Linked DNA regions of Mus musculus: region 2 is linked to region 1. The links are chromatin contacts, found by POLR2A ChIA-PET in ENCODE. All regions are on one chromosome and are shown on one strand. The core of a region is the stretch at or near the end of the contact, and the rest is flanking DNA. Distances in the headings are between cores, read along the strand shown. Region 1 holds the start of Slbp (stem-loop binding protein). Region 2 holds the start of Fgfr3 (fibroblast growth factor receptor 3).

Evidence for each region. ChIA-PET counts read pairs that join two places held with the same protein, here RNA polymerase II (POLR2A).
Region 2: POLR2A ChIA-PET joins it to region 1 with 28 read pairs in embryonic stem cell. The contact joins the promoter of Fgfr3 here to the promoter of Slbp in region 1. POLR2A ChIA-PET finds 5 or more read pairs at or near these places in 3 of 5 experiments (Patski and embryonic stem cell).

The regions. Positions count from the first base shown.
Region 1 is chr5:33,651,089-33,657,456 of GRCm38, reverse strand. Slbp (stem-loop binding protein) reads left to right here and starts at 4,883. Exons shown (of 8, transcript NM_009193.2): 1 at 4,883-5,262; 2 at 5,378-5,494. The coding sequence starts at 5,204. Tmem129 (transmembrane protein 129) reads left to right here. Exons shown (of 4, transcript NM_026698.3): 2 at 1,660-2,134; 3 at 2,585-2,744; 4 at 2,843-4,241. The coding sequence ends at 3,091.
Region 2 is chr5:33,718,645-33,725,083 of GRCm38, reverse strand. Fgfr3 (fibroblast growth factor receptor 3) reads right to left here and starts at 3,360. Exons shown (of 18, transcript NM_008010.5): 1 at 3,156-3,360; 2 at 2,573-2,778. The coding sequence starts at 2,675. RefSeq lists enhancers at 2,890-2,948, 2,779-3,155 and promoters at 3,311-3,515, 2,675-3,515.

The DNA.
Region 1 (6,368 bases), core at 3,634-6,133:
TTGGGAGGCGGCGGCCCTGGCGCTGTCCTGCGAGTGGTGCTCGGGTGGGGCTAAGCTCCAGTCTTTGACATCACTGCGGCTGGAGTGCAGAATCGTTCAGCCTGCTTGCTATGTTGGACGATTTCTATAGGAAAGAGCTCCTGTTGATTTCATTACAACAGGGGTTGGAGAGATCCCAGGGGAAGGTGGGTGTAAGAAGAGCAGGCAGAGATGAAGACGGTCAAGGTTGGGAATGTTAATGGAGCGTTTCCTTTGCCGGGCTAGGTCTATGGCCCTGTCCAAGGCCATGGTATGTGGTGCCCCAAGTGCTAGTGGGACCTCGGAGAGGCCCATCTGTTGGCTGATTGGAGGAAAGGTTGGGGAAACTGCTGGAATATAGCAGTGATTGAAGTCTGGGATCCAGATGAAGGAGACCTTTGGAAGCTACAGGGACAGGGAAAGATAGATCTGGGAGAACACATGTCTGCTTGTCTGTCATACTTGCAGCTCTGGGCACAGGAATGATTGGTGTGAAGCAGCTGCTTAGGCTCCAGAGAGGCAGAGGCAGGTGTGGTAATAGAAACACTCAGATCTGTTTTGAGAAGAAGGAGGGTGGAGAGGACTCCTTTGGAGAACTGGAGATGGAGTTGGCATGGTCATGTAGTTTGGTTTGGAGACCTAGTTAGTACACTGCAAGGCATATCAAGAGTGTGGGGCTCTAAGGCAGGACTCCTGACCAAGGGCTGTCCAGTGGGCACTCCCATACCAGAACAAGGAACCCAAAGTTAATAAGCACAAGTCACTCAGGGAGGTCATATTGAGAGCAGACAGACGGTGGAGCTGTCTTCTGTTGCTACATAACAAGTTATTTTAACATGTAGTGAATTGGCTAGAAGTAAACAGTTACTATTGTTTTTTGCAGATTGGAGCCTGCTCAAACAGTACCTTACCATCTGCAGATCATTTTGATGTTCAAGTTGCTCCCTGTTGGGTTAACAGGGCTCTGAAACTGGTTTCTCTGTTCTAGCAAGGTGCCCTATCACTGGGTACTTGCTCATTTTCTTGTTCAGTGTCCCAGCTTTGAGATGGGCTATGTTGGCTCTGCCTCCTCAGAGGAGGCAAAATTGAGATACCAAGATACAGCCCAAAGAACTGTCTCAAGTAGGCCAGTGGTCAGTTTATGTAAAGTCGTTTCCTTTTGGTTTTCTAGGAAATTTTTGTTTATTTGTTTGTTTTTCTTTGTGTATCCATGGCTGTCCCAGAACTAGATCAGTAGATGAGGCTGGCCTCAGATCCACCTGCCTCTGCCTCCTGAGTGCTGGGATAGAAAGCATGAATCACCACTAACCAGCAGCTTTGATTTTATTTGATTTCTACTTGGCTTTGTCTGTGAAGTTATAGTAGTAAATTGCAAATACTTTCCTCTAATATGAGGTACCATTGCTCTGGCTAAGAGCTGAGGCAGGCCTGCTGTGGAGGTGAAGGGGTAAAAGCAACGTGTCCTGGGAGCTAATCATGCCCTAGGTTACCAAGACAAGGCTCAGGGCTGGCAACAGAAAGGAAATAGCTCTTCCCTTCCCCAAGCACAGGGAGAGCGCTGTGGTGTTCAGATGGGTTACCATGGGAGGAGGAGAGCCCCCAGCATCCAGGTCTTCCCCTGAGATGTCTTTTCTTCTGCAGGCTACTACATGGGCATGTGCTTTGCAGCCTCAGAAAAGCAGCTCTACTCCCCAGGTCAGGCCCCAGAAGCCTGGCAACTCTTCCTTCTCCTGGCTGTGACCCTTCCCCTTCTCTCCTGTACCCTGATCTACTACTGGTCCTGGGATAGGTGGACCCGACACCCACTGGCCCAAACCCTGGCCCTCTATGCCCTTCCACAGTCTGGTTGGCAGGCTGTCGCTTCTTCCATCAACACAGAGTTCCGACGGATTGACAAGTTTGCTACAGGGGCACCTGGTGCCCGAGTGATTGTGACAGACACATGGGTAATGAAGGTGACCACATACCGTGTACATGTGGCTCAGCAACAGGATGTTCACTTGACTGTGACAGAGTCACGGCAGCATGATCTCTCGCCAGACTCAAACCTACCTGTGCAGCTTCTTACTATACGTGTGGCAAGCACCAGCCCTGGCACACAGCCCTTTGATATTCGGTAAGTACATGGTGGTTGTGGATCATGTACTTCTTAGGAGGTGTTAAAGGTAGAGGAAGACTAAGGCACTGCTGGGGCCTATATGACATTGGTCAATTGACCCCTTTAGTGTCATCCTCCTTCAAGTTTGGTTTTTTTTTTTTTTTTTTTTTTGCCTTCTGCTTTCTTTTTGTCGCTCTTTCTGCTCTGTCATTGAGCTGTCCCTATACCTTCTTGTGATGGCCTAGGAATGTAGTTTGGTGGCACTTTAGCTCCAGACTCTTCCTGTCCATCCTGCTGGGGATTCGTGACCAGTGACTCTGGATTTTGCCTTCACATCCATCTTTAGTAGCTATGCCTTCACCGAGGTGGCTTGTTTTTCCTGGCCCTGCCCGCTTTTGGTTCTGAATGACTTTAGGTTGTGGACCCAAGGGCAGATGGTCTCAGTTCATCAAGCCATGGTTCTTGCAGGCTGAATTCATCAGAATATGGCGAACTATGTGAGAAGCTCCACGCCCCAATCCGAAGTGCAGCCAATGTGGTCATCCGCCAGAGCCTGGGGGACCTCTTCCTAGAAACATTTGCTTCCCATGTGGAGGTCAACCCAGCCTATTCAGTACCCAGCAACCAGGTGGGGGCTGGCCCGGGTGGGAGAGTGGGTGGAACTCCTCCCAGGACCATCCTGTAGGCCTTTCTGTAACCCCTTTTCTTTCAACTGCCTCTCGGTAGGAGCTGGAGCCCTGTATAGGCTGCATGCAAACACGGGCCAGCGTGAAGTTGGTGAAGACCTGTCAGGAGCCAGCGGTCGGCGAGTGCCAGCAGTGTTACTGCCGACCCATGTGGTGTCTCACTTGCATGGGCAAGTGGTTTGCCAGCCGCCAGGATCCCCAGCGCCCTGACACTTGGCTAGCCAGCCGTGTGCCCTGCCCCACTTGCCGTGCCCGCTTCTGCATCCTGGATGTGTGCTGTGTACGCTGAGCATCACAGTATGTTCTGTGTCTCCACTAGCCACTTCTGGGGAGTGCCTGAAGCTCTTTGACTTTGACAAGAGGTTCTAGTTAAAGCACACACTTAATCTACAGCCACTCTCTACCTTGAGTCTATCTATGGTCAGTTGAAGAGTTTTAGAAGAAATTCTCATGGAAATGCCCTATCCCTGGACCTTCAGCCTCTTCTCTTCCAGTTTACCTCCAGGTGGGGCTGATATGCCACATAGGATGCTCCAAAGCCCCAAGACATTGGAGTTTGGCTCAAGAGCCTTTATTTGGCCTGTTTGCCTTAATTCTATTACATAGCATACCTGTATTTCAGTTAAAAACCAGACCCTATGGTGTTGGGTAGACACTGACAGTTGAGAGGGTCACCAGGGTGCCACTCTAGTGTGAAGTCCTCTTCTAGGGTATCCTGGTGACTGTGGCTAGCCAAGGGGCCACTTCTTGGTAGGAAGGTATGACAGAGTACTTTCCCAAGTTCCTCACGAGGGTTGCATATGCTTTAGAGGGTCCACAATGCTTTTGTTGTCTTGTCCTGCTTCTCTAGTCCAGGGGAGACCAAAAGCTCATACTCCTAACCCTAGGAAAGGGTTTTAGGGAGCCAAGGACCAGAGAGCCACAGGACTATCCAGAAAGAAACCCATCAGGGGTGTAGCACAGGGTTAGCCAAGCCCCTGTGGGGTGCTTGGATCAGGAGAGGATACCTCAGTGGTTAAGGTTCTGATGGACGCACATATACATAGATGTACTCACTTATCTATGGTACAGATGGGTGGGGAAGAGGTTGCTCTTTACTCTCCATCTCTGACACAAAGTGTAGCTGCTAGAGGGATGACCTCTCCTTCAACTTGTCCTGAAGCACTTACATTTAGTTGTTGAAAGCAGTAGTAGCAGACCAAGCTAGCCCCTTATCCAGCCAACACTGCACCTAACCCCAGGGATTTGCTACCAGAGCAAACTCAGTTCTGCCTGTCCCTGAAGTATGACCAGGAGACAGCCAGTTTCAAGGGCTGTCTGCCTAGCAGAGGCCAAGTGGTTTGAAGTTATTTTTAACCACAGAAGAGTTAATTTTATACAAATAAATGTAAATGTAGTTAAATGATACAGTATTTAATAAAGTGTTCCTTTTCAAGTGATGTACTTCATTTTGTTTAACCTGGTAGTAAAACCAAACTTTTGCAGTATTTTACATAGTGGCTGCAGGATGTTGGGAAAGTCAGATGAATATAGTCACAGATCAGAAAGTCGTATAAGAAACCAGTGTCAGTGCTTGGTACGTTCAGAAGGACAAGCCCTTAGATGGCTCCACATAGTTACCACCATCCCACCCTCTCACGCTGCTCTGGGCCAGATCCACTCTTAAGGGAAGGGTCATGATTGCCCACATAGGACAGGTGGGATCTGCAGGGGCCTGGCCTGCGTGCTGGAGACTCAAGCACCAGAGGCAGGGCAGATGGCCTTGCGGGGAAAAAGAGGCCACTAAGTTATTTGGCTGTTAATGGATGGCTTGTACGGTTTTAAAGCTATGGGTATAAGCTAGAGGCGGGCTCTCCCGCCTTACTGTGGCGGTGGGTAGGAGGGGCCGGTCGGGATCTTGGACTGCATCTCGGTGGGCCGGCCCTCGCCGTGGCCACACCTCCTGACTTTGAGAGGCAGTGGCGCGCACTGCCCAATCTCCCGCCAATATCCCTCGGGCCCGCGAAGGGGCAACCAATCAGAGGCCCAGCTGCTACAGCGCCAGCCTCCTGGAAGGCCGTGGGGGCTGGGGGAGGTCGCCAGTTCCTTTCCGCCTTAGTCGGGCTGTTCCATTTCTCCCGCCCTTCGGACGGCCGCATTAGGCGTTGTAGTTTAGCGACTGCCCGCAATCCCAAGGCTTGGGTTGGAGCCGGGTCCGTCAGGCGGGCGCGCAGAGCTGAGAGGGACTCCCCTGCAGGTGCGCGTCTCATGGTTTCGCCCTTCGCCGCGCGCGCGCGGGAGTTACCGAGGGGCGGGGCCGCTGCGCACTTAAGGGCGGTTGGGCAAGGCGAGCTCAGACCTCGTCAGTGCTGTTGCCGAGTGAAGTGCTTGCCGCCGAGCTGCCCTTCAGACTTCTGCCGCCATGGCCTGCAGACCTAGAAGCCCACCCGGTTATGGGAGTCGCCGCGACGGTGGTGCGAGGTAAGCGGGTCATGCGGTCTACGAGTCCTCGACTTCTCGCCGTCTGTAAGCTAAGGGTTCCCTGAACCATCGGTGCTTGGGGGCCCCGCCCACTGACCGCAGTCTGTGTCCTCAGCCCGCGGTCCCCTGCGAGATGGAGTCTCGGACGGAAGCGCAGAGCGGACGGAAGGGACCGGAAGCCCGAGGACTCCGAGGAAGGCGAGCTCCAGACTGCGGACCACCGACCTGAAAGGTGGGTCCCGACTCCTTGGAAACGGGTTGGTCACTCGGGGGGTTTGGAGACGGGCCAAGGGGACCCTCATCCCGTGGCACTCGGGTTTTCGAAGCTGGTGGAGTAGATTAGCTTACTCTGGAGATTCTCTTCAGTTTTGCTCAGTGTTAGAAGCATCTTACCAGCGACTGATAGGTGGCAGCAAAACTGGTTTTATCCGGAGTGGGTCAGCCTTTATATTTTTCACTCATAATGTCAGTAATGTCAAGGACTACTACTATGAACATCTTGTTAAAATGTTTCGACCTCCAACCCTCCCCTGCTTCCGGGGCGGGGGTGGGGGGGAGAGAGAGAGTGAGTGTGTGTGTGTGTGTGTGTGTGTGTATGTGTATTGGGGCGAGAAATTAGGTTTTATTACCTGAGTGAAAGCGAGATACAAACCAAAATTGAGTCCTAGATTATTCATACTTGTAGTTGGGTCCTTCCATTTGATAAGCTTTTGCCACGGTGTTTAGATTTTTTTCCCTGAGGCATTGTGCTTAAGTCAGTGAGGTCCCTTGGTAGCCTGATGGAGGCGGGCTAGCAAGTGAAATAGTAATTCAGAGAGACCAGGAGTGCCTTAAGAGTAAGCTGGTGATGTGAACTCTTCAGGGAAGTGCTCTCTTTGGGGACCTTTGTGTAGTGATTGATGAGAAAAGCGATCTCAGAAATTTTGACCATACCTTCTTTTATGGGCTATGGTGTTTGCTAGATGGCTGACTAGAAGGGAGGATAAGATAAGCATGGGGCTGCCAAGCCCAGTGAAGGGAATTAGTGACTTAACTCAGTGACTTCTGAATACACAGGCAATGTTGATTGAGGATAGAAAAGTCAGCCTGATTGAAACCCTTGACCA
Region 2 (6,439 bases), core at 2,111-4,610, 69 kb before region 1:
AGCTGCCCAGCTGGAGGAAGGGCTGCATCCACTGCCTGGAGGAGCTGACAGCCTAGGTTCTGTTGTTGAGACGTACGTGCGCACTACAAAACCAGCATCAAATCCAACCCTGGTCTGAGGTTGGTCACCCTAAAGAACTCGACTTGGACTTTGGAGCAAAACCAGGACACAGATCTGAGTGACACCTGCTTTGATAGTGAACACAGCTGGTGTGGGAGGTATGGCCAGGTGTATGAGGAAAATAACCCAAGAGAAAGGAGGGTGCCTGCCCCAAGGGGCCTTGAAGCCAAGGGTCTCTTGCCTGCCTTCCTCCTCCCCATTCCCCACCATCCCACCTTGAGACATTCCAGTTTCCACAGTTTATTATAAAAGTCAAGAAAGGAAGAATGAAAGAAAACTCCAGAGGCTGGGCGGGCTAATGAGGGCTTACCGGGGATTATCTGGTTTAATCCCCCCAACAACCCTGCCATTACCAGTCCTCTGTAGCAGGACAGGTGAGGAGACTTAGGTTCTAGGAGAGGACCCAAGCCGAGGCAGGCCCCAACCCCAAGTGGCTTTGTTCACAGCTCAGTAATTTCTCAACCGGGCAGGCCACCTCTATCCAATACATCATCTACCCCCTAACACACCCTGGGTAACTAGTTTTCCTTCTAGGCCCAACTACAAAAGGGGGTGGGGGGAGAGTTCCAGGTCCCAAGTAAAACCTGAGACCTGGAGGACAAGGGGATTCTAGGCTCAGCATAGGAGCCAAAGCTTCAGGGTCTAAGATCAGCCCAGGTTAATGAACCACTGGGAGGGCCAGCAGGGCTCAAAGTCCAGCCTTGCAAGCAAGGTAGGGTTGGGGGGAGACAAGGAAGGTGGAAGGCCCTGCTTCTGCAAGCCGGCCTGGGGGTCAACTTCTGGATCCCCTAAGGGTTACTGTCTCCCACACTAAGCACACCAGCAGGGCTTGCCTCACCAAGGGTGGCCAGGTTAGGCCGGTACCTAGCCCCGCCGCACAGCCCTTGACCCCAGCCAGCTCCTGCTTGGTAATTTATGTTCCTAGGGAAAGCGCCAGCCCGGACCTCTGTAAACTTCACCAGGTCTTTGTATTTTTACAGCCCGGCCCATCTCGTTAAGGAACCGGATTAAGTTTATTGGCCTATCAATTCCCTACCTGTCTCACAAGCTCAAACGCAGAAGCGAGGGGCGGGCGATCCCACCGATCCCGGGCGGCCCGGCTCAGCTTCGGTTCCCGCAGCAGGGTCGTGCCAGGAGGCCACCGTCACTGCCTGAGGCACAGAGAGGGTGTGCGCTCCGCCCCGCCGCCCCTACCCGAGCTCACTGACACCCGACGCAAGAAGTAATATCTTCATCTGAATACACATGCTAATGTGGTCTCCTCGCGGGCCATTCGGCACCCGGGAAGCAGGGCAGTCCTAGCAGGCGCTAAAAGCGCGCGCTGACCTCCCGACCGCCTCTGTCACGCCGCTGAAAGACACGCACATTCAAGTTCCCGGCCCACTTTCATTCATAAAAAAAAAGAAAGAAAGAAAGAAAGAAAGAAAATGACATTGTTCCAGGAGGCTGCAGCCGCTGGAGAGAGGGGCGCGGGGGCGCCGGGAGGGGCACACCGCCATCTGCCTCCTCCCGCTGCGCCCGCCGCACTCGCACCTCCCCGAGAGGCCGCGCCGCCATCAATGCGCGGTTTGTGGCCGCCGAGGTACAAAGGAGCGGCTGTTCGGGCCTCAGCTCGGGTGGGGCGACAACTTACCGAGCGAAAGCCTCCCTTCGCGCGGCCTCCCGCCAGACCGCTGCTCTGCTTTGCCACGCTGCCACCGGGCACAGCCGGGGGCCGCGCGCGTCGCACCTCCGGGCAACCAAGGGACGCAGAGCGGACCGTGGCTCCCTTTCGCATCCTTGGCCTCCGGGCCCCGTTTGAGGGCATTCAAGTGTCCCATCGGACTTTGGTGGCCAGCGGGACTACCTAGGCGGCGCCAAGATCCTGGGACAACCGCCCCTCATCTCCCAGCGTGCGGCCTGAAGGGCAGTCTGTGCGCGCCCCTGGGAACCGACCCCTCAGGCCGCCTACAGGATAAGAGGGGAGCAGCCGCACTGAAGCTGTCACCTTGTCATGCGAAACCCTGAAGCTGAGCTTTGGCTGGGATACTACTATCCACCCCGCAACGTCCAGCCTTCCTTTAGCTGAAGCAGAGGAAGAACTGTTCCGGGAGAACGGCTGAATCAATAACAGGCATTTTTCCTCCTCTCAAATTCGAGAAGCAACAATAGGAATCGTGGGAAGTCAGCTCGCGCGCCTTCCCAACGCCCCTCTGCCTGGGACCACCGTCACGGGCACCGGTCCACGTGACGCCTCGCACTTGGGTGGTGGCTCCCAGCCTACAGACACCCCTATAAACTGCCGCGTCCGAGCTGACAGCGATCTGCGGGGCAGGGGACAAACCTCGGCGCACTAGCCCCTGTGGTGCTAATCAACCCGACGCCCCTTCCTCACCCAAGGGCTGTTCACCATTGCCAAAGCCCCTGTGATTCAGGGCCGGCCCCCAGAAGAACACCTTGGGTCAGTCCTTACCTGCCGCTCTCCGCACAACTCGCTGCTCTGGACCAGGAGGCTCGGAAGTAGCTCCAGCCACGACCGCCACGCAGAACACTAGCACGCAGGCCGGGACTACCATGGCTCCAGAGCGGGGGCCGCGGCGTCCTCAAGCAGCGCGCGCGGGCATGCTGCAACCCCCCACGCCCGGCTCCGGCGCCGGTGGGAGAACGCCTCTGTGGAGACTACAGGAGGAGAGCACTGAGTTACTCCGGAGGGCAGCGGGGAAGCGCGGCCTCGCTCCTGAACCCCGACCCCCGGCCGCCCCGCCCGCCGACTCCTAGCTCTCTCCCGGGCTGCCTGGCGCCGGCCGCCTCCTCCCAGCCGCGGTTCCTCCCTCCTCCTTCCCTCCCTGGTTGCCGCAGAGCCCTCCCAGGACGGAGGCAGTAGCCGCAAACTTTCCAGAGCGGGAAGCCCGCGCCTTGCCCCGGCCTCGCCGCACTTACGAACCGCTCCACTTCCCGCATATCTCACCCCCTGACTGCTTCTGAGCCCGCCCGGAACCTCCGAGTGCCAGCCGAGTCCTTCACACTAACCTGGCGGCCGCTAGAGCCCAACTCACCACGCGCGGCTCCGTCTCTCGGCCCGCTTTTCCAGGGTCTCCTCTGTCCCAGTGGCCGGCCGCCCACCACTGAGTCCCCCCGCCGGAGTGGATCGCACGGCGCCAGCTGCTCCCGCCACCCCCGCTGCCACAGTGCACTGAACTGGGGCTGCCCGGCGCGCAGCAGCCCGGGCGGGGGTTGGGGGGTGCTCCCGCCACGCCCCGAACACTCCCCTTCCCCGGCGGCCAGGGGGCGGGAGATCCGAAGAGGCGTGGTCAGGCGGGGGCGCCGGGCGGTCCCAGAGGGCGTGGGAGCCCAGCTGGGGCGGAGCAGGCGAGGCAAGGGTCGCACGCTCGACCCCTTGAAGCAATGCCGAGCTCAGGACTGTCTACCAGCACGCTTCTCCCTCCAATAAAGCTGTGCTCAAGGGCTCAGAAGGTTGACTTCGGTGGGGGTCTAGGTGTTAGGGCGTCTTCACAGTGAACTGGCCCCCTGAGCTGAATGAACCCTGTGCAAAGAGCACTAAATCCTCAGGTACAAAGCCTGACAGTTCCAGGAAGACAAATACAAATACGTGTGAACAGGTCTTCCAGTGAAGGATGGAGCAGAGTTTACATGATGAAAGACCCAGGGATTGCACCCTAGAAAAGACGGACACGCTGCTGTATTTATCAAACTAACCAGCTGCCTGCATCCTGCTCAGGAACGATGTCCACACTTCCCCAAGAACACACAGGTTTTGGAAGAAACTTACCCAGCCTCTCGGAATAGCGAGAAGAGCTGGGGATACAAAGCAGGGGAGCCTGCCCTACCCTAAGGCTGCCTGAACTCCAACCTATGGATGTCCTAGCACAGCACGCCCATCATGTGGGACACATTCCATCTGGGGAGTGTCACAATGACAGCTGGTCCCTGGAGGATCAGCCTGGTCACCCCATCATGCTGGCAAGCTGTAGGTCCTGCCTGGCAGAACTTCTGTAACAGCAACCACCCTGTGACTGATGGCCTCTCTACCCTCACAAGGCAGGGAACCTTGTCTCACTTTCAGACAAGTTCCACAAGGTCTGATGAAGCCTATGGGAGCCAGATACATGGGGACCTGGCTCAGTGCTTCTGCCCAGTCTGGCTGTATGTGGCTTGAAGAACTTAAAACTGCTCATGGGGGGGGTGGGGGGGGGAATGGCTCGTGGGTTACGAACACCTTTCACTGGCTTACTCATCACCCTTATCTTTCCCAGATAGCTGAGCAGGGAAAGCCCTGGCCCCAGAACCCTCATGCTCTCATCCCTGTGTGTCCACCCTAGAGCTGGGCAGCTCTGCCTACTGTTACTCCTGCTCTGGCCAAGGACCCCTCCCTGCAGACTGGCTAGAATCCAGTCCTGGGTTCCCATGGCACCCCCAGGCAGCTGCCCACAGGTCCTCTCCCAGGATGCCACCCCAGGGGGTCATAGCAGACATTCTCCCCTAATCTATTGGCAGATTAGTTATCAGTAAATGAACCAGAATGTGAGCTCTGACCCCTATTTCCACGCCCTTCGTCTGGAGGATTTATCAGAACCCTCCACACTCTGTAACTGGGAGCTGAGCATCCATCCAAACAGCAATACTTCTTTATTTCTGAGATGACCTCCTTGTTAGAAATACCCAGTCAGGAATCTCAGGCCAGTGTTGGTTGTTCTCTGAACCCCATGGCCCAACAGACCATCTCTCTCAAGCTACCTTGTTTTCCAATGGGCTACACATGCAGGAAAGAGGACTCTAAGCAGGGTACTCCCACTCCTCTGATCCTCCCCCAACCCTGTGGCCTTACACTGGCCAGCTCTTGTAGACCCCTGCTCAACTGCAGCAGTGGGGGGGGGGGAATCAGCCCCCTTCATTAAAAATGAGCTGTGTGGTGTTCACAACTATTCACAACTTGTATTCCTTTTTTTTTTTTTTTTTTTTTTTTGGTTTTTCGAGACAGGGTTTCTCTGTAGCCCTGGCTGTCCTGAAACTCACTTTGTAGACCAGGCAGACCTTGAACTCAGAAATCCGCCTGCCTCTGCCTCCCGAGTGCTGGGATTAAAGGCGTGGGCTACCACGCCCGGCTACAACTTGTATTCCTGTATTGAGCCGACTTCCAGATTAAAATCTGGTTGTCTTAAATTTACTTTTTCAATTCAGGACAACAGAAGTCTGAGGTCAAGTTGGGCTGGCTGTGGGCCCTGAGTAGGCTTCTTCCTGCCTGTTATAACTCTGGGGCCTGCAGGCATCCATGGCTTACGGTCATCTCAGTCTAGTCTCTGCCTCTCCCTTCCCATGGCTTCTGTGCCTTTTCTATCCTCCCCACGTCTCCTGTCCTGCATAAGGACACTTGTGGTTGGATTTAGAGTTGTTCATAAAGTGAAGATGGTCTCACCTCAAGCCTCTTCCCATCGTTATGCTTGCAAGACTCTTTTTCCAAATAAGGTCACATTTGTGGATCCGGGAGATAGCACAGAGACCTGCCTTTGGGGGAGCTACCTTCTGCCCACTACACACCTGGCAGTTCCTGGTCCCTTGACATCATGTACATCCTGATATGGCCTGGGTGTTAATAGACTTTCCAACATGGCTGCCACTGTCTGGTGGCCCTTACATCAAAGGGGCATAGCATTTCTAAGACTCCACTGATTCTGCAGGAGCTAATGTCAACATGATCCCTGTGTTCAGCCCGAGTAGCCGCAGCTCACTTGCCTTGCCCTTGATACCGGGATGTAATTCCTGGAAGGATGGTCTGTTTTCAGTGGGATTTTCTTATATGAAGTGATTCTTCCCAAGTCAGTAGGTTCAGCAGGAGTTCACCTGCTTCTCTGAGACCTACACAAGATGAGGCTGAGCCCACCCACCATTCTGTCATCAGTGCAGGATGGTGCCAGCCCTTAAATCTCCATGATGCTGCCTCTCACTTGGCCACTATTTAATCCCAAGCCCCTCAGTTGAACTCCAGGCTATTGTTATAATGAGGATCTGAGGAGGTGGTTCTCTTTGGCCCATGACAGAGTTCCAGGGGACAAGAGTTGGAGCCTGCCAACAGCTAGTGCTGATGACTGGGCATTTCCTAATGATCAAGTCCCCTTCCATGCCTATACCTCCTGCCCACTGCTAGGGGACCCACCAGCTTTCCAAGGCTCACATAAATGGAGCCTTCTTCAGTGAACATGAGTTGAGAGCAGAGGCCAAGTCAGGCGTACTAGGGATAGATAGCTCAGGGACTCAGAGCTCAGTAGCTTCCGCTTTCTGGGGCCTATGCTGCTAAGCAACAAGGAAAGAGACTGCGGTGAGG